Linked DNA regions of Homo sapiens: region 1 is linked to region 2. Evidence: chromatin loops called from intact Hi-C (ENCODE). Cell type or tissue: CD14-positive monocyte. All regions are shown on one strand. Links, peaks and the distances in the headings refer to the core of each region. The heading gives the core; the rest is flanking DNA.

Region 1 (11,132 bases), core at 3,166-8,165, 94 kb after region 2:
CTTACATACTTTTTTTGTGTGTGTGGTGAGAACCATTAAAACCTTCTCTCTTAGCAATTTTTTAATATGCAATATGATATGTAAAATAAATCTCTTAAACTTATTTATCCTTTGTAACTGAAATTTTGTTTCCTTTGGCCAATATCTTCCCAATCTCCTATCCCCTACTCCCCAGCCTCTGGTAACCACTGTTTTACTCCCTATTTCTGTGAAATCTTATCATTTGCAACAACATGGATGAACTGGAGGACATTATGTTAAATGAAGTAAGCCAGGCACAAAAAGACAAATACTACATGATTCCATTTATACATGGAACACAAAACAGTTTAACTGAATTTTTGACAACTACTAAAATGGACATTCAGGCAGTTATATGAAGTCAGAAGTAGAACCACGTACTAATCTTCCTTCCCTGTTATCCACCTTAATTATTAATAACATTTTTCCAACATACCACTTTGGTAGTAGATTTGATGATTCCATTCATTTATTTAAAAATATAAATGGGTGCCTATTATGTTCCAAGCAATGTGGTAGGCTCTGAGGACTCACAAGTAATATACACACAGATTTATCCTCAAGTGGTTTATTGTCTAGGGACAGAGAAAGGAACATATACTTTTTTTGAGAATGTTTTTGTCCAGACTTTGAGAAGATATTTATTAGGCAGTCAATGAACCCTTAAAACAATATAGGTTAACACCTATAAAGCAGAGGATGCTATAAAGCAGAGGATGTGGAGAAATAGGAATGCTTTGACACTGTTGGTGGGAGTGCAAATTAGTTCAATCATTGTGGGAGACAGTGTGGCAATTCCTCAAGGATCTAGAACCAGAAATACCATTTGACCCAGCAATCCCATTACAGAGTATATACCCAAAGGATTATAAATCATTCTACTATAAAGACACATGCACACATAGGTTTATTGCAGCACTATTCACAATAGCAATGACTTGGAACCAACCTAAATGCCCATCAATGATACACTGGATAAAGAAAATGTGGCACACATACACCATGGAATACAATGCAGCCATGAAAAAGGATGAGTTCATGTCCTTTGCAGGGACATGGAGGAAGCTGGAAACCATCATTCTCAACAAACTAACAGAGGAACAGAAAACCAAACACCGCGTGTTCTCACTTATTAAGTGGGAGTTGAACAATGAGAACACATGGACATAGGGAGGGGAACATCACACACCAGGGCCTGTTGGAGGGTGGGTGGCTAGGGGAGGGATAGTATTAGGAGAAATACCTAATGTAGATGACGGGTTGATGGGTGCAGCAAGCCACAGTGGCATGTGTATACATATGTAACAAACCTACACATTCTGCAATGTATCCCAGAACTTAAAGTATTATATATATATTTCCTGATAACAGAATCTCACAAATCAATTTTCTAAATATTATTCATCCAAACATTTTTGACAGCCATTAGCCAAACTTCTAATGCTTCATTTATTTACTCCCAGAAATTCCCACAAATTTAATGCATCAGTTTCTAGACAGTTGTTTCTGGACTTTTTATGTTCTCATTGAAATATAGAGAGGAAAAATGGTACTAGAATGAAGAGTCAAATATTACAAGATATCATGTGTCTGGTCATAATCCCTTTTAATTTTCTAAGAATGCAAACCTGGGACTCCTTTTTTGGAAACAAAAATTCCTATTCAGAACTGAAATTGTTCTGACAAGACTCAAGCTAGCTCAGGCAAAGGAGTTACTTCCTCCATGAGATGAAAAATAAAATGAAGCTAGACCTATGCTCTAACAATATACCTTCTGGTACTTATTCCTCTGGCACTTTTGTCCACACCCAGAGACTGAAGTTATTGCACCCAAAGGGAGTATTTTTATCTTTAATTATTTATCTGTAATTGATTATCTTCTAATTAATGAGTTTAATTTAAAGTAATTATAAAATACTCTTCTTTTTCCTAATTTACAAAGAATTAGAGCTGAGGATATTAAATGGTTTCAGGGTACAGGCAGGAAGTGACTTTATTGTTCCCTAGCCATTGCCTTTTAATATTCTATGACAGATCTGCTTTCTGTGCTATTTGACAATAATTTGGGCATATCTTAGATTTCCAATCACTTTCAGTTGTTAGAACACACGATAAGTCAATGATGATGAGAGAGAGAGATAAAGAGAGCAAGAGAGAGAGGAGGCTGGATATTTAAAAATTCAGTCTCTATTAAACACAGGTGTCAATATCATATCTAATTCATGGCTCTTTTCCTTACTCCCATAAGAACTAGTTTTCCTGCAAAGATAATGAATTTTAAGCTTCAGAACTCTGAACTTGGAGGGCCTCTTACAAACCCTGTACCTAATGATGCATTTGTATGTTTTGTGTTCTGCTTTTGAAAGAGCATTCTCCAAATTTCATAAGGCCCTACAAAAACTGGATTCATCTGTCCCAGAAATTTAGGCCTGATCAGTGGACAGAAGGACATGTGGCAGGTGTGGAGGAACTAATCTACTCTCTGACTCCTCCTCCTCCCGCAATCATTTCTACCCCTCACTCCTTGAGAGTTAAAGCAGAAGTGGACTTAGAAGAAAGAAGCAATTGTTTCTTCACTTAACAACAACTGTTGGTAGTTAACTCTTGACTTTAGATACCCTCTCCAAGACAAACACCTAAATGCTGACTTTCTCTTGAAGTAGAATTTCTTGATATGGGCAGTGGTCTCCCTAGATGACCTCAGATGACTACTCACAAATCACTCCTCCCTTGGTTCCTCGTCCTTGATGTTCACACTATATTTATTTGTAGTTCACACTACAAATGTACTATTTGTACATTTAGAAAAATGTATAAATAGTATAGTTTAATCATTGGAAAAAATCATTTATTGAACATTTTCTCTGCATGAGGTTCTACGTGAGATATTTTTCTCACATTATTTCTCAATAGCAATTTAAAACATTACTTGTGGTTAATACACAAAAAAGTCCACACATGCACAAATCTTTAAACAAGTAGCAAATAGCACACTTAATGTATCAATTGTAGGTGCAAAGAGCAGAACGAGACAAGTATGTATCCATATTGTTTGGGGATTTCACAAAGTATAGCTTTAGAAAATTTGGACAGCACAGTGAATTTCCAATATTCCAGACAACTCATTCTGTGTGATAATGAAGATAAGAGATTCATTTGAAGTTCATCTATTGCCAAATAACTTATCCAGAAATTTTGTTGAGAACCTAGCCAGTAAATTAGACATGGAACCTTGAAGTATTGTTAACTCAGTTCAAATAATTGTATCAGGAGCACTGTCTATGTGACTCAACATTCTGTCTCTAGGTTTATACTCTTTGTGGCATGGCATATAGTAGGTACTCATTAAATATTTGTTGATGAAATGAATGAATAAACAAAGGATATCTTCCCCCAACCTATTATTCATCACACAATGCAAACCTGAGACTATATCAGTAAACAGAGAGAAACCTTATCTTAATCTGCCAAGTATGCTTTTTCTTTCTTGCCAAACTTGCCATACACAAGGGTTACATATACATTTCATCTCATTCTCAGCTTCCTCTGAGGTTTATGACTCCATGCAGCAGCCATGTTTCTCTCCACATGCACTAGTAGAATTCCTGGAAAACATGCCAGAGCAAAGAAAATGCTTTCATTCTGCTATCTGTTAAGGAATGAATTTTTTTCAAACATAAAGGAACCTCCCCATAATTATCTGTTTCTCTATTCTTCTGTCGTATGGTTTATCCCAACGCAGGTAAATCAACAATAATTTCATTAAAAGTCTAAAAATCTTAATAGTTGTTCCTTTCTTTGGAAATTAAATTCTTAGAGAATGTAATGAAGCAAGATAAACAAAAAATTTTCATTAGATTGAAATCTTTGATACTGCAATGTGTCCTGGATATATCTGTAGCCTGTTCTTTATTTTTTAACATATTATAAGAATCATAGTTCTTTTTAAAGGGAAACTTTTGAAAATATATCGCTAGTACCATATATGTAATATTTATGACATAATGCTTTACATTATAAAATGAATGTTATGTTGATATTATCATCAATATATAAACACAATTGGAAAAACAAGAAAACAAGGAAGATTCTCTTCATATTTGCAGCTTGCCATTTGTTGAATATTAAAGTTAAATTGCCAGCCCTTTATAGACTTCTCTTTTCTCTTCATAAGTTGACAAGTTTGCCCAAAACAAGACACATTATTACCACGGTGATTCTATGGCAGTGACTTTCCAGAGTTACTGCTCAGGACTTACTGCCTGAATTGATGATAGGAAGCCCTAAATTCTTCTCCTCCTCTCATGATCTTTGCAGCCTTCACCACCCCACGAAGGTGCAGATTACAATCCCAGATGCTGGCCATTTGTGTATATTCCATTGTATTTTAATTTTATAAGCATCATGGCTAGTAGAAATTTCCTATAGAATTATATTCGTAGCCAGAAATGAAAAATGACCACTTTTTTTGGCCTTTCACTTCATTGGAGCTGCACTTAAACTATTACCTATTTAATTCAAGTGTAAAAACAAAACCCACTAAATATTCAAGGTGAAAGTCTGGAGTATGTTTTAGGATGTCTTTTAACCTCAATTAAATTTCTAAATGTATTAATTCTCCATTTCACTTAGCATTTGTTAGGTGAGAAAGGGGGGCCCCAAAAGAGTTTTATAATGATTAGGGCAAGAAGCATATATTGACAAGGAGAGGCTGTGTGATGAAATTTGCCATCCTCAGTGAATACAATGACAGCACCGTGGGCTTAATACATTTTCTAAAATTTTAAACTATGGTGTAATGTTCTTTTTTTGAAAATATACAAGAGTGATGTAAATTGTGTTATTAGTAAACCACTTAGGATTGTGTTTTTAAGGCTTTTTATATTTGAACCCACAAGTAGTTTGCCAGGGAACGGTGCCCTTAATCACTCTCCGTAGCTAAGCAAACACATTAAGCTGACTTTCTAATTGGCATGAGCCGGATTTCCCTCACCATGATGAGTGTGATTTTGAAACCAAGAAACTTTAGGTTTGTCCTTTAAGAAAAGTGATTTACAGGAGAAGGTTGTGGGAGGGAAAAAGGAACTCTATTTTACCCCAAAAAGAGACAACATCCTTGCCCGAGGTAGCATTGTGACATTGCCAATGCAACAGGGTTGTGAAATACTGAGTTTTTGTTTTTGTGGTGATGTCTGAAAGTACTGGTTACTGCACCAATGTCTTGTTATCATGCATCTCTAGTTCTGGATCTACTTCCTTATAATTGCTAATGAAAACAGAGTGATGAGCAGAGCAGTGGCTAGATCTTCAGTTCAATTCTTCTGTTGTTTGTATTAATAGATGACATCTTCTGAAAATTTCTTAATAATTATATTTGGCATTTAAGAAACAAAATACAATTGTCTTTTCCTATATTTTTAAGTCTATTTAAATTTTTGACTTACAAGCTAACTTATCTTTATTTCTCTAATCCTAGGCATCCACTAAAAACAGTCTCTATTAGTGTATATTTTGCAAGTAATCAAAATCACAGTAACTGAGGAAAATTAGGACAAGCCTAATAGTAGCCAAGCTCTAAATAGGCTTTAAAATAAAAATAGGATATGTGACTCAGAATACAGTACTAGTTCTTCATCTTACAGATGTTCTCAGCCATCGGAGTCAGCGTGGGCTATGACACTGGTAAGTGTGGGTGAAATGGGTAAAATTTTGGAGAGAATGATAGGCTTTTTTTTCAGACTATCTTCCAATTACCTCATATTACTTTATGTTTTACAGAATGTACAGAAAACTTTGCCTACTCATTTCTTATTTGCCTTAATAGCAAGCTTTAAGTGAGCCTTAAATTAGTAATAGAATTGCCTCCCTCTTCTAATGGCATTTTAGGTTTATACAAAACCCATCTCAGGAAACAAGTGTCTGGCTTTAGTTACTTATCAGCTGAGTGGCTACCTCATTAAACAAAATTCACTAATGATTTCTGTCATGACACGCCATTCATTGGGCCAACAAGATAGAAAAGACAGCATCTCTGACCACGGAAGGGACATGACAGAAATGCTGTCATGATATTTATATTCCACCTACTCGAAAGACCAATTGAGAAACTCCATATGGACTCCAGTTTGCCACTAGCCCACAGAATTGAAGTTTCTTAGCTGGCTTAAATTAAGAATTTTGGGTAAGTGTAAAACTTTGCATATATTTATTTTCATAAATCTAGGCAGTTTATTTTCATGTAGTTCTTTTCATCCTACCCAATTCTCTTTTAGTTGACACAATAGGCAAAGGAAATACATTCTTAGAAAGCTTGTAAGAAGAGAGGGCCAGGTATAATAGGAGAAAGTAAAAGAACATTGCTTGATAGCTCTAATCTAAGGTGTATTAGTTAGGAAAAGGTATGTACACCTAGTTTAGAACAATAAGAAAAAGAAGGTAGCCTCCATTGAGGTAGATTGGCTGATTTGAATTATCTGAAACCCCTTCCTCTCACTTCTCAACATTGGCCAAATGGCAGGTGGTACAAGTCCAGTTCCCCAGTAAGTTCCTGTAAACAAAACTACTTATTTATAGACAGCTTCTCAGTACTGTTTTTCAGGAGCTCAGTCAGAACGCAACTCAGAGCCACATCAACTGCAAAGAAAAATAAAGATATAAAATCCTGTTTTGAAAAATTTGCTTTACAACTCGAATGAGGTCCGCCATGTATTTGGGGGGATCTTCAGCATCATGGCTTGAGAACAGGTTTAAAGAAACATAGAAATAAGCCCCATGAACTCCTGCATTGGAGCAAAAAGAAAATACGGCTGACATCATGGAAAACTGCCAGCAGAGTTAAGCAAAATTTGAAATATCTACTTCTCCTTTCTATTCTTTCTTCTTTCTTCTTTCTATAGGGCATTCATTGGAATCAGCTTCGATGGAGGAATAACTGAACCACTGTGTATACAGACAGATCATAAAGCGGTGAACTGGGCTATTGAAATACTGAAGCTTTCCCAAAAAACTTTTGCCATATTTATTTATATAATGCAAAGTAAAATAGTAATATCTTTCTTTCAAAAAATACATGTCAATGTGCTTTAATTTATTCTCATAATTCTCCATATGAAATTTGCAGATATGTGAAGATTAACTCAGCATATATTTCAAAAGGTAAAATCTTCAGTAGTTTTAATCTAGGCTTATGTTACATATAGAAAATAGTAGGAAGAGGTATAGTTGCTTATAAGGATGAAAAATATGGCAGCTTTTAGTATAATCTCTTCTTACATTCTAAAGCACTACATGTATTCACCAACAGCTAAATGAAATCACTTTACACATTCACCAATTTTTATTCAGCAACTATTAAATTCAAGACATCTTGTCTGTTCTGAATATAACTGCAAAGGTACATAAATATAACCTTATTCTTCAGAAACAAAATTTCACCAAAGAGAAAAAGTGTAAGCTTATTTGCAGCAAAGATATATTTGCTACTTGCTGGCCCACATGAGGCACCTATTACATATTTACTGAATGAGTGTATAAACCATAAAATCAAGTAATTTAAATATAACATATGATATAAGCCACAAATGTGATTAATTCCTATGGGATTTAGAGCAAGGGGCATCACTGTTAGCTGAATGATCAGTGAAGAACTCACGGAGTTGAATGAGCTGATAAAGATTTTAGTCAGGCAATAGTTCAAAATAGGGCATTGTTTGGTAGGCAGAAATAAAAGAGGAAGTCTCAGGCAGAGAGAACAAAAAGAACAAGACCATATAAGGGTAGGGTATAAATACAGGATGGGAATAAGGGAGATCCAGGAGATCAATTCTATTTGAGTAGGTGGAGCAGTAATGGGAGAAAATGGATTGGAGCCAGATAACAAAGGCCTCGGCTATTACACTGAGGACCTCACACCTTATTCTGAAGACCAGTGTTTTCCATGTCTCCTAGAGTGCTCTTCTATTGCTAAATTGCTTGAGCACTCACCACCATAAGTGTATAGTTATATATCAGAATTTTGTAAAGTATACACATTATATTGTCCATCTATATCTATCCTTTATGTATATACACAGAGATGTACATACATGAACACATATTACAAGTAGACATTTTTAAGTGTCGACTAAGTGTGACACATCTACCATAATTTTTAACCACATATGATAAATGTATTTAGTTATTTTTGTACATATTTGCTTACTACATGTCATCTGTATTCCCTGCTGAATTGTCATCCTTATAAGAGAAGGAAACATTTTCTTGTTCTTTCTATATTGCAAGTGCCTAGTGCAGAATCTGGCACAGAGTAGGTGCTTATTAAATATTTGTTTGATGAAGAAATAAGTTGAACGGTTGACTGATCAAATTTGTTTTGAGGTGAGAATAAACTAATCTGGAGCCATCAAACATTCTTCATATTTCCCACTAGAGACTCTCTATATATCACGTATTATAAACATTAACCTTCAGTCTTGAAACTATCAATGACAGACTCCATATTAAAGAAAAGATGGGAGAAACAAGGCTGTCCCATCTTGAGTATAACACTAAAATGTTCCCTTTTCTTTAACAGCTTTATTAACATATTATTAATATACAATACATTACACACATTCAATGTGTACAATTTGATGATGGATATAGTCATACACCTGTGAAACCATCACCAGAAATCAAAGTAATAGATATGTCCATCACCTCCAAAAGTTTCCTTATGTCCTTTTATTTGTTATTTTTGGTGAGTGTATCTGTGTGTGTGTGTGTGTGTGTGTGTGTGTGTGTGTGTGTGTGTTTAGAATACTTAAGGAAACTGTCTTAATATAGTTCCCATTTCTACAAACTAAAGACATAGCATTTCTTTCCACAGATGTATTTAAAAAGGAATATAAAATTCCATTTATAATTTCTTCATATAAAACGAAGTATCTCAAAATGAGTTTCCTGGAGTCCAGGGGTTCCCAATAGGATCTTTAGAGGCTTTTCTAGGATAAGGGCTAGAAAAATGTGTTTGAGGAGAGTGACTACAGACTGCTATTTCAACTAGCCATCTCCAGTTTTCTTCTTTAATAGAGATACTTTTTATAGGATACTGTTTGGAAAAAAAAGAGCTCAGACAATTAACACAATGTTTTTTAAAACCAATAATATAAAGGTGTTTAAATCCTGTAGAAATACAATAGAGCTAATTAATAACTGTGTGAAATCTAAAATGAATTTTAGTCATTTTTGTCATATTGGTTTGTTTATATATTGGCACACCTACTCCTCAATCTATGGTATTGCTGCTGAAACTACAGTAAAAAGAAATAAAACTACTACTGTAATTAAAGATGCTTTTATCCCTAAAAGTTGTTGGTGATTATTCTTTTTTGTCTTCCCAAATCCATCTCCTCCCCTTTACTACTTATCAACTGGTCTCCCTTGTTAGTTGGCGTCTGGTCAAGGTCAACCAATGGGACGCATTGGAGGGAGATGAGACCATGGGAAGAGAAGAAAGCCATAGCTTATTTTCCAGTTCCTACCTGCATTCACACTGTATGTCTAGCAGTAGCTTCATCTGCCTCTTGGTTTCCTTTTCCACAGTTCTAGTAGTCACTGGACTCTAGTAACACTTTTTCCTTCTGTTCAGGTCCTAGCAGGTTAACAACTTTCCACTGTTGCTATTCTCTGGATCTTCACTATTTCTTTGTTTGCTCCTTTGCTCCTCTCACACCTCTGTAATTAATTTCTTGTCTCTTTATTTGAGCCATCTGGTGAATGATGTTTCCTACCATTTTCTTGGCTGATACAAAGTTAAAGCCTATTAAAACATCTAAAACTAAAATACAGAAAATTAAAATACTGGTCATTAAAATTTTTACCGTTGATTCAACCTTGTTTACCATGTCTCCAATATATCATACTGTACATTCTTTTTGCCAAAAACAATAACTACTCTATATTCTTAGAGACTATTAGCAAATTAAAACTAAAGAAAAAGTTCATATAATGTTATGTAAAAGAATGTCCAGAAAAATTATTACTTCATTGTAAATAAATATTCAGAACTCTCCATTCTGCACTTGCATGCAAGCTAGAAGGTGACAAGACCACATAACTCACCTCACAAAGCCAGAGAAGACTAAAGAAATATCCTCAAAAAAGTTCAAAGAGTAAATTTATATATGTGCACATGTTCACTTAACTACAAAAAAAGCAGAATATGTTATTATCCGAGGCCCAAGAGACTAGTCAATGACTAGTAGCAAAATAGTTTTGCTTAAGTGTCCACTACTGTCTGTATTTCCGCAAAAAAAGTATAGCTGGCAAGCACCTTAATAATCAGAACTAGCATTTACTCTAAAAAATGTTGTCTCAAGAAACCCTGAAAAAAATGTATGACATGAACATGAAGAAACTTTAATAAGACAAAATAAATAAAGAATTGTATGTTTTGAACATATTCTTGAAAAGACATCATAGAAAGTTTCCATAGAGCTTTTTGGAAAACACTGACTGGTTATTTTTATGTAGCTGAAAAAAAAAAGCACGATATTTTACAAAGGAATAAAGAAAAGTGTCTTGCAATGAGTTTTAAAGAAAATCTTGTTTTGAGAGAAATGTTCAGCAATCCACTCTATTATTTTAGGCCTCTTAAAGGAATATCCACAAAATTAATTGATATTAAAAACAAAAGCAATCACTGAATACATACTGTGAGTTAAATAATTATAGCACGATCATGTCTGAAAATCAGAGGGAAATCTCATCTAGATCCATCATTAGTGAATAGGCAGGACATGTTCTCAGGTCAAATAGTTGAAGTAAACTAGATTGCTAGAGTAGTGTCTTCTGTCTGCCTTGAATTTACAGAATGGGCATCAAAGAATCCAAAACAAAACAAAGAGGAATGATTTAGGGCAATTTTTGTCTCTGTCAAGTAGAATCACAATACTGAAATAATAAAACATATCTGTAGTTTCTTCAGTGATGCATGTGAAAGACAGCTATGACTATAAGAAATGTATGAGAAATAGCAGTATCCTGCCCATAGTCTACCCACACCAAAGAGAAAGAGTTGAGGTCAGAGGTGAACTTGCCTCCCCCGACAGTTGTATGGCAGAATGGCCAAG
Region 2 (11,132 bases), core at 3,636-8,635:
TGTCTGTATGTAGGTTCTAGCTGACCAAAAGTTATATTGCAAATATTCTGGAAGATGGAAGCAAAGCACAACCATTACCCTCTAATGGTCATCATCAGTCAGGCTGTGGGAGACAGATGCAGCTCTGCAGGTGATTTCAAACAGTTAGGCTGTAGTTCGCTGTGCTGCAAAGTCACAGAGACACTAGCCATGAAAAGCCAATAACCTTCCATATATTTCTATACCTGTCTCCCTTTGTTGCCCCTGTTCTGCAGCTGTATGTGCATAGCTTCCAAATTTCCATGTAAGAACTGACTCATCCATCTGTGTCAGGACTGGCTAGTTAACTTTTCTCTAGTATCGCTACTCCCTTTTTTTGGACTTTTACATCCCTAGCTTCTCTCACAATTGTGTAAGTTCAAATTCTTATAATAAATTTCTTTTTCCTGCCATGCACAGTGTTTCTGTATTTCTGATTGAATCCCAACTGATACAGTTATTGGAACCAGAACTCAGTTGCTTCTGCAATAAAAAGCCGCAGGAAAGAAGGTTCAAGTTAAGTATTGGCAGAAATATCAGCTTTATCTGTGGTAATGTGGAAAATAGAAAGTGTACCCAAGAAAACTCATTGATCTGGCTGGGTAAATAGTATGTTGACAGTACTAACTGATTTATTCTAAACATATGTGATAAAATATGAGAAAACAGAGATAAACTTATGAAGGAAGTGTTTAGCTGTTTGGCAGAACTTAGGTATTAAATGGTCAAGGACAGTTGTTCCACTGAGATTTAGGCTGTTAAATGAAGAAATGGCCTCAGAGTAATGATCAAATTCAGGAACCTTCTAGTAAAACATCATCTCAGTTTAAAAGTGGAGTCAAATGCAGTTTTAACTGTGTATTGGGACTACAGATAGACTTAATGTCATGCCTTGTAGACAGAAAAACAAAGCTTGTTAACTTGCCCTTTAGACCTTCTCTGCTAGAGGGTGTCTCTGGATTTTAAGGGTGTTATACCACAGCACCCTAAGCCTCAGGTCGAGATAGAGAATGAACTGTTGTAAAGACATCTGTGTGTATGCTTTTGCCTAATCATGTAACCATCAATAATATTCTGAGAAACCCACAATGTTTTTAAGACATTTGCATTGGTAGAAGCACTAACAAATTGCATTAAATAAGAGAGGATCAGTTCAAAGCAAAAATATCATAGGCTTTCAAATTTCTATGGGAAGAAAGCAGGCTGAGACAGTTAATCACCTACAAACATGAGCCATTCTCTGTAGAAAAGGAAGAAAGTCTCAGAGTGCAGAGCCGCCTGGCTGGAGAGTGGAGTTAAGAACCACAGGGAACCACTCCCAGGGAGCACAGCTGGGCCCTAATCAAGGAACTGGAATTGTTGCACTGGCTGGATCAGAACTGCTATGAACTAGTAAGTACTACTCATTCCTCATTCCTCCTTTTTAAATGGAAACGTTCACTGTAGTTATCCTGATACCACACCTACCCCAAGACCATCTTGCTGCAAGGAAGCCCAATGTCTACATGGACAGGCTGAGTGGAAAGACAGAGGTGACACAGAAACCCAGCTGGGCCGGGCTCCCAGCCCACGTGCCAGTGTCTGTTGCACCAATATGGAGAACAACCAAGGAATTCAACTGACAGGGACAACCAAGGACTCCTGAAAACCCTCATCCCAGTCAGCTCCAGCTGTTTGCATCACCCCAGCTGAGGTGCCAGCATCATGTGGAAGAGATGACCTATATTTGCAGTGCCCTGTCTGAATTTATGACCCACCAAATCAGGAATACAATAAAATGGTTGTTGCTTTATTCCACCAAGTTTTGGGATGGAATCAACACATAGCTGAAACAATATGCAGTCTGTACTTTTAAAAAATATGTACTTATTTTATAAAGAAATTTTAAAAATGGATGGATAATGTCCCTTTTTTCCATTTGCTAGTTTGGCAATTTAAAATTTAAAACTTAGAGGAGTAAACACCTGAATGTTCTGAATCAAAAGGTGGTAATTCATCTAGAATTCAATGCCATTACCCAATAAGCATTTCTGTGTGGCTTCAAGCTGGAAGTTGCCTTCCCTTCCTCTTTCTTCCCATAACTCTTAATTTAATGTACCATTCATCTGGCATTCCCCATAAACTGCTTGGTTAATAGGTATTAGTGATTTCATATTACATTGTAATGATCAATGCAATGTGCTGCAGAAGATTAAAAAATATATAAGGTATTATTTATGTCCTCAAAGAACTCAAAGTCTTACAAACTACTCTGATGACTTGTATAAATAAATATACTATTGTTATATATGATTGACAAAATTCTATTCCATAAGGAAAATTCAGAGTATTACAAGGGTTCAAAGGAGAGAGTTTATTTGCTACAAGTTATAACAAATAGTGTATGTAGGAGATATAGCTGAGATGAAACTAGGATTATATTGGTTTTGGGTCCAAAGTAGACTTCAAAATCCTCAAGAACAGAATACCATGATCTTCATGTCTGAATTCCTCAAGCACCTATCAAAGAGTTTTGAAAATTATAGCAGCTCAATAATTGTTTGTTGAACAAATTATTGGATGGATTTCCAATTTCTGTGTATTGTATTGTTGGAAAAGAATCACTTGATTATCGTTTGTTCTAGGATAATAATTTGACAGTGTCCTTTTTACTACCAATTTATGTGGGATGCAGACAAGCTTACATATAAAGCCATCATGACAGTTTTAGATAAGGCAACTCGAAAAGCATAAATTACTATTAGACGAAAAAAAGAGGATAATATTCACTAATATTTCTCATGCAGCAATGATTTTGCCATGTTTGCCTGGAGTAACAAGGGCAAATGGCTTCAACATGAAAGTCCATGCAGTTTGTTCAAGATATTTTGACAGATTCTATGTTATCTCCTGATGTTATGATTTGTAATGTTTATAAGCATCATCTTATGACCTGATTGAAATAAATGAGAGCAAAGTAAAGAGATAAAAAAATCTAATTCAGGATAGAGCTGTAAAAACAAAAGATTAGAATAAGGTCCTTTCTGTCACTGAGATAAATTGTTATACCCTTTTATGTTTTACATCATGGACTTCTAACACATTCACAACTTGTATGTGTCATATGGGCATGAGCTATTTCTCATCCTCCCACTCATACTTCCTTCCTAATAGCAAGTTGTTCCAAAATATCTTGTCAGCAAGCGTTTGCTGCTGCTTGAAGACAAACTTGATTCTGAAACCCTTTGCTCTTTGTGAAAGAAAGAAAAATAATCTTGTTTTATTTCCAGTGTTAGAATATAAATCAGTATCATAGCTAATTTCAGAATTTTATGAGTGTTTAAATTAAATACATATAAAACACAATGCCTATTCTTGAAAAGATTTAAAGTATAGAATAGATGTTATATACATATAAAATACGTCAAGTTTTGGTTTTCTTGATTTTTCTATATCCTTTTTTCTTAAAATCTATGTATGTATTCCTACTGAAGCAAAAAATATTAAGAATTATAATTTTTTTCACCAAACTTTTGAGAAAAATTTCAATTAATATAGTTAATATAGCCACATGTATTTAAATAATAGATTGATTAAAAGGAAAATAAAAGAAATTTACCAATTCCAGTCCCAACAGCCTTGAAAATTACAAAAAAGCTTGTGATAAAACTTCAGCCTAGAAACTGCACATTTCTTATCCTGGCCACTGTGTAGGCTTCAGATAAATCCATAACCCTCAAACTTCTGAAGTAGAGACAACATCACTCCCAAGTCAGCACTCACTGTCTACAGTTGAAGTTTGACCCCAGTGTCTAGCTCAGAAACATGACCAAGAAGTAAGTGGTGGGGCTAGAACCAAAAAACCTCCACCATAGTGCTGACTGACTCCCATAGTCTACAATTGTAATACTGGAACTGGAAGTTCCAATACAAGGGCATCAACTAACTGGGAATAGGACAACTTTTTGTGGTATTTATAAAATATCTCTGGTCCACAAAGAAATGGTAATCAGGGGGCAGAAAAGATATTCATTTATTCATGCATTTGTATATACACACATGTTCATGACCTCAATATAATGTTGCATTCTTGGTGAAAATGTAAAGTGGTAAAACCATTATGGAAAATAGCATGAAAATTCCTCAAAAAACTAAAAATAGAGAGACTTTATAATCCAACAATCCCACTTCTGCATACATATCCAAAAAAATGAAATCAGGATCTCAAAGAGATACTGTAATTCCATGTTTAGTGCAGCATTTTTCATAAAACCAAGATATGGAAACAACTCTCATGTCTATAAACAAATGAATGCATAAAGTAAAATGTGGAATATATATTCAATGGAATATTGTTTGGCCTTACAAAAACAAAAGGAAATCTTAACATTTGCAACAACATGGATAAACCTGGAAGATACTAAGCTAATTAAAATAAGTCAGTGTCATAAACACAAATACTCTACTATTCTACTTATATGAGATATCTAAAATAGTCCAACACATGGAGAACAGAATAGTGGTTTCTAAGGGACTTGGAGGAACAGAAATGGGGAATTGTTGGTCAATGGTTATAAAATTTCAGTTATGAAAGGCAAATATGTTCTATAGGTCTGCTGTACAACGTAGTGCCTATAGTTAACAACAGGATATGATACACTTAAAAATTTGTTACAAAGGTGGATTTCATATTAAATGTTCTTACAACAAAAGGAGTGGGATGCATAAGGAAACTTGGAAGTGTTGAATATGTTTATTATCTTGATTGCAGTGATAGTATCACAGGTACATAAATATGTCCCAACTCATCAAACATGCATTAGGCATATGCAATTCCTTTGTATAAAAATTAGACTTTTCTTTTTTTAAAAAAAAAAAAGACCAGGGAGATTGAAATAGTGGCATTACAGAAATGTAATGGTGAGGTACTTAAAGTAGAAAGGACTAAAGAAACCATGTTCGGGTATAAGCATTTCATAGTTAGATAAAAAGCAAAAATAAATAAACTTTCATAGTTCTTGTATTGAGTAATATGTTCAACATTTCAGATATTTACCTCATCACTGAGCTTCAGTTCTTCCTTGAAGTTAACTCCATTATTAACCTTCAACAATTTCTTAAGGCTTGAACTAATTCTGACACTCATTATGTCTTTGATCTCCACCCCATCTCTGAGATTTAATTCTTAGGCTCTGTCCCATTCATCGCATTTGCCTTATCCCACTCCCAAATGACCACTAGCTAAAATTTCACTCTTACTCCAAGGAGAAGGTAAATGTTAGGTACAGAGCAAACTGTGGTATTAGAGGTTGGAAGTGAATGTCAGCAACAAGCTCATACCTGGAGATGAGGTAAAATAATAACAAAGGAGATAAAGGTTACACACATCAATTTTTGTAAAAACAATCATGTTTATATTATAAACTTAATTTATTTTAGAAATATAGAGCATATATAGGCATAGATGTATTTACAGATCCAAATCAGGAAGTATGTCATTCATGGGAATCTAGAGGGTGATTCATAACATTACACATATCTGGCTATTGGGTCTCTGGGGCATAGGTGGCAAGTGAAACCATAAGGCAAATGAGGAACATAAGAGACTCAGAAATGGAGGGAAGAGTATAGAATTGTCAATAAGAAGAAAAAAGGTGCACTGTCTAGTCCTCTTTTCCTATAAGTTTAGTGAAGAGTTGTGAAGAAAATGATTAAATCAAGACATAGAACGAAGTTCCTATAAAGGCATATTAATTGAAAAGTGTTTGATGGCATAGAAAAATGAATTCACAAGATCAGGGGAAAGGGTGAGAGCAAAGGAGCAGTCAAGACTGAAGTGTGTCTAAGGAATTAGAAGTAGTTGGATTGAAATTCACATGTCAGAGAGTAAAGTACAGAACATTTGACTTTCACTTTTGATAGTCACTGGAATAAAACATTGATGGATGCTGGAGTTGGGAAATAAACTAGAAGGCCATGGTAAAACAGGAACAGGATATGCAGACTTTGCTGTTGACAGAATTTGCAGCTTTTTGAAACCACAAAGGCCTGACTGGGGACTGGGATGTTGCTGTGATCTTGTAAACATGCTTCCTCTGCTTGGTTCTGTTGCTGATAACAGCTTCACGTTAGAAAACCGGGTTTTGGAGGACTGTCCCTCAGCACATTTACCTTCTACATGCTCAGCTCTTCAATGAAAACAGAGCATGTTAGGTAAAAGAGGCCCCAGTCCTCCTTCTTCCAGGAATTATGTTGAAGTTACTAGGCAATGTGAAGCTACATAAATTGGCAGTTTATTGGTGAAGTGATGATTTGCAAACTACAGCTTTATATAAAGTTGTAGAAACCAGGGCCTAAAATTATCAGGATAATATTGCACAACTGCTGACTCAAGAAAGCCTCAACTGTTTCCTTCCACTAAATAGAAAAGGCAGCATCTAGTTTTCATCCTTAAACCAAAACACACATTGTAGGAATGCCTTCTATCCTGATAATTTCACTCCTGTTTTGTGTTAGAACTTCACATATGGTATGATCTACAGTACTAGATAGGAAGGGGAGAAGCTTCACATCCCTAAGTCACTAAATTATCTAATCACTACATGTTGCAGTGACATCAGTAATGGGATGGTCCCCATAGCCCTTTGAGAGTTAACATGATCAGATTTGCCTGTTAAAAGATGATTTTCACACTATATGGAGGGTGGATTGGTAGGGTCTGTGGGAAGAGCAGATGAGATAAATCAGGAAACCACTGTCAAAATCTAGTGAGAACTGATGGTCTATAAGGAGAAAGAATATGTTTAGGGGGATTAAAGTTTGATGACTAATAGGATATGGGAGAAGGAATTAAGTAGAGAGAGGAAGGTAACTGGGATGAAAGCAAGATTTCTGGTTTGGGTGAAGGTGTCCTTTCTGAGATAGAGAACATAAGAAAGTGAGTGTGTATGACAGAAAAACTCTGGTATTCACTTTGGGGAATGTTGATTTTGGATATTCAACTTTAGACATGTTGAAGATTTCCAGCAGGCAGAAAGATATATAGTTTTGAAGATACATATATGTAACAGCTCAGTGTGTACATAGTTGGTGAGGTGGTAGATCACCCAGGGAAAAGATAGAGAAGAGACCCAGAAAACATACTTTAATTTTAACCTATTTGAAATTCAAAACTTTAGTTAAACAAGGAGCCATAGACTAAGGATTATTTTTTACTTTTATACATAAAACCTTATTTGCCAAAAAAAAGCATTATATGAAAATGATTGGCACTTAATGGATTAGATCCCTTATAGTTGTTTGTGCTTTTAAATGCACTTACCAAAGAAAGAGGAGCAATATAACCCTGGGTGTATATGTGTGTGTGCATATGCAAGCCAGAGAGTGCAACAACAAAACATACTGTATACATATGGGTATTTGTATAGATAAATTTTTTTTGAATAAATGCATATAAGGAAACACTAAAAATTTGTTCTTAAGGGCTAAGAGGAACAGTAGTTTTGGGGGGATGAGGAAGGAAATGTTTGTTAAGTGGGGATGATTACTTTGCTTATAGTTCTGCTTCCAGTCAGTGTGAAGTTAAACTTAAAAGCCACCCAAGGAATCCCTATTTAACTAATATAGAGGTTAGAGAGCATGCTTGTCCAGAGAAAGATCTCACCAGCAAATAACCCTTACATAATTTAATTGCAAATTATAGTTCATATTCATATTTATATGTGTGCTTTCATGTGTATGTGTGTATGCACACACATTTTACATGCACACACAAATATACACACAATTTTTTAGCTGGTGGAATGAAAATAATTTACAAGAGCTTAATGATTATAGTGAAACACTTAAACAACAATAATCAAAAACTAAAATGAATTATGGTAAAACAACTTAAAATTTGGTGTGTTTCTCCAGCAATGAGTTTTCAAAAATTTGATTAATTATGCATGATATGTTTAATGCATCCATTCTTGAAAAATTTGATAATAGCATTAAAAAGGACATTGAAAAAACTGACATTTCCTGTTCTCTATATTTGTATCTGTAGTACTTATATATTAATGATATTTACACTAAATTTCTAAATAAGTATAGTTATTTTTACATCCTTTTCCTAAGCCCAGATCATTTATTGAATTTTATGCTTAAGGTTGCCTAAAAACTATTTATAGTTCTTTAAAAAGTTGACTTTTCTAGTGCCAACAAATTGAGTATTTAAATAATGTAAGTGATTTAGGGGTCCTGTAAATGGCACCCATTTTTGTCCCCTTACTTCCGAGTTTGTAACTGATTGAGGACTGACAAGTGGAGCTCAAAATTTTAACTTCGTTTCTGACAAACTTTACTGGAGAGAATGGCTTTTTATGTGTGACCAAAAGATTCACCTATTAATCTCCTAAATTAATCAGATTTGAATGGATAACAACTAATACCTCCATTGGAATACAGGCTGCTCTCATGGGCTTAACCATAATGTGGAGAGCGAGAAAGAACACATGCATCTCGCAGGCAGACTGACTCTGAAAAAGGCCAACAAGGCCTACGTCAAGCACACCAAGCTTTTTCTTTCAAACTTATCACTCAGGTAAGTCGCTCTACTTCCAACTGAGAGAGGAGAAGAGAGCAAGTAGAGAAATGGAAGGCAGGCCTCTTACACTTTTCCTTCCTGGGGAAGTGAAGCAGAAATTGGCTTTCCTCCACTAAAACATGGGCAATGTTGTCCTGCATCCCTACTTCATAGGTAATAAGTAATAGTATACATCCATCACTTCCAGCATATATAAAATCCCTGTATTATGCCCGATGATAGAAATCAGTGAAATTTTAAGGAGAATCAGGTTAATTCTATAGCTATAAAGATGTTCAATTTGTTTCTTTCTTTTCATTGCCCTAGAGAAATAAATTTCTGACTTAAAGAAATGAGTGATTCTTATCTAGTCTAAGAGAACCAGAAGTATATTTATGTGTTTCTTTATAGTTCTTATTATACTTTATAATCCCGTTAAGTATTTTAATGAGCATATTTAGTTTACCAATTTTTATTTTTCATACGCCTATGATATTTGTTGCACTTGTAGAATGTTCTCTTTGTACCTTCTCTTCCCTGATTATTCTTTTTAAAAAGTCACTACAACCTTAAATGCCTCTTTATAAGGTCTTCATGAAACAAAGTTGACACACTGATTTTTTTTTTCTGTCTGCACAAGGGTGAAAGATGGAGGTGTGTTAAGAAGGCAAGTAGGATGCTACTTGAAACCCAGAAACAAGTCTACCAAAACAGCTTGGGTAGGAAGACAGTTAACTTTGAAGTAATGATCAAAATTTTTCCTTATAAACAATCTGTATACTTAAAGATACCTAAAGATAAGCAATATGATAATATTTACCTTGATTTCTGAAGATTTGTTCTAATTAGTAAGTCAAAAGTAGACATTGTACTATATAAAATGTCTAACAGTTCATGCTTCCTACTAATGTTACTGGATTTAATACTATTACTATTATGTGGCACTTGAAACTCTACCCCAGAGAAAAGGAAAATGCCATGAAAAACTTAGTTTTGTGATTGAATTGCATAATTAACATATAAATTTATGATGCTAAAAAGGCAATATTGTTATGGATCAGTGCATTGGCCTTATTAACATTTCTGTTTGAATTAAAATCTTTCATAAGATTGCTTTAGCTTTTTTATTACTACAGTTAATACAAAAAACTTAAGAAGGCTCAGTGATAGTCACATGCCTTCAGATTTCATAACAGTGGAGATAATATCTGGTCAGTTTTGTTCACCGATGTGTCCTTTATGCTGAACACACAGTAGGAGTTCAAGAAAGTTCTGCTGACTTTATGAATAGATTAAGAAACTGGAGACTCCTGATAATATGAAAAGTGCCAGCCTCAATCTTCTTGCAAGGATGCATTAATTTGTAATGGGGTTGAAAAATCCTAATCTTTACACAGAAAAAGGAGGGAAACATATAGTTCTCTTATAATTATATTATGGTCTAAAGATGCCAGATTTTTACGAAGCATTTTAAAAGGTTTTTTTTTTTCTAAACAGAATAAATTTGGCTTTAACATTTGAAAAGGTGTCTTAGAAAGTTCTTACTATGTATTTTTAGGAAGTATTTTAAATAAATTAAGGAGTATGGTGATAACTCTTTCTAGCATGGAAGAAATGAACTTTCTTGTGGGAAACAGAGACATTTTTCATCTGTAATTTCTCTAGATTGCCATTGAGCAATAAGAGATAATGAACAAGAAAGGCAATATTGGCTTCTTCAGGCCCCGGGTTTAGGATAAGATAAAATGATTATTTAACATAAATTGGGAGATGTCTTACCTTTTAAGATTGAAAAGATGTTGTAAATATAACCATAATGACCCTGGGGTAATTTGCAAGTTAAGGCAATTCAGGAAATGGGACAAATTATGTAGCAAAACAGTGAGAAATTAGATTCAAATCTCAGTTTATTTGGTTTTGAGCCATTCAATTTCATGAAGTGATTTAATCTCTCTGTATCTTAGTTACAGCATTTATAAAATGAGAATGACAATATCTATTTCATAAGGGCTATTGTGAGAATTAAATAAAATAACTTAAATAAGGGAGTAGTACAATGCCTGGCATCTATCAGTATCGGCACCCCTTTTTTTTCCGTCAGAAATGTGGAGAAATTTTGAAACAAACCAGCTTAGAATCTCCAGCTAGGAAAGCCCTTGAAGTAACATGAAGCCATGCGTCTACTGGGTTGTGTTTAGAAAGAGTGAGAGACACAAAATCACCCACCAGCCCAGTTGAGTTATCTCTAGCCAAACCTCACAGTGAGGGTTTCACTAGTGTGGGACAGTTACAAAAAAAACCAACATTGGAGATGTCTGCCAAGTGAGGAGGTATTGAAGTGGTGGCAAAATAACTTGAATATTGCTGGGCACTATTGGATCACCTTAAGTGAGCGGAATGCCTCAGTGCCTGCTGTCCTTTTTGGAGAGAGGAATATTCAAAGTTCTCTGTGGATGTTGTTGTTTTCCTGAATAAAAAGGTAGTAACAGCCTTGAGAGATAGTGGTATAGGAGAGAACCCCTGTGGAGATGGCACTGGTGGCTCCTCAACCCACTGCATTGGTAAAAGT

Evidence for each region. Peaks named below come from ENCODE experiments on the same cell type or tissue, not always from the same donor. Only the 100,000 strongest peaks of a DNase experiment are listed, where the experiment ranks them.
Region 1: a loop joins it to region 2, with 2.7 times the contacts of the local background. A loop is called at or near these places in 3 of 110 quality-filtered maps.

The regions. Positions count from the first base shown.
Region 1 is chr5:89,297,244-89,308,375 of GRCh38, reverse strand. All of the region lies in intron 7 of MEF2C-AS1 (MEF2C antisense RNA 1), which reads right to left. Among named protein-coding and RNA genes, the nearest start is that of LINC02161, 280 kb to the left of the region's middle. In CD14-positive monocyte, for the core only: no CTCF peak of the experiment used is centred there; DNase peaks (open chromatin) are centred at 5,175 and 5,685; H3K4me3 peaks cover 3,223 bases; H3K27ac peaks cover 3,186 bases.
Region 2 is chr5:89,391,704-89,402,835 of GRCh38, reverse strand. The region is part of intron 8 of MEF2C-AS1 (MEF2C antisense RNA 1); the gene reads right to left. LOC105379074 (a long non-coding RNA gene) reads left to right here and starts at 8,476. Exons shown (of 3, transcript XR_001742437.2): 1 at 8,476-8,581; 2 at 9,204-9,305. LOC105379073 (a long non-coding RNA gene) reads left to right here. Exons shown (of 4, transcript XR_001742436.3): 3 at 14-130; 4 at 439-528. In CD14-positive monocyte, for the core only: no CTCF peak of the experiment used is centred there; DNase peaks (open chromatin) are centred at 5,535, 5,995 and 6,355; H3K4me3 peaks cover 2,842 bases; H3K27ac peaks cover 4,167 bases.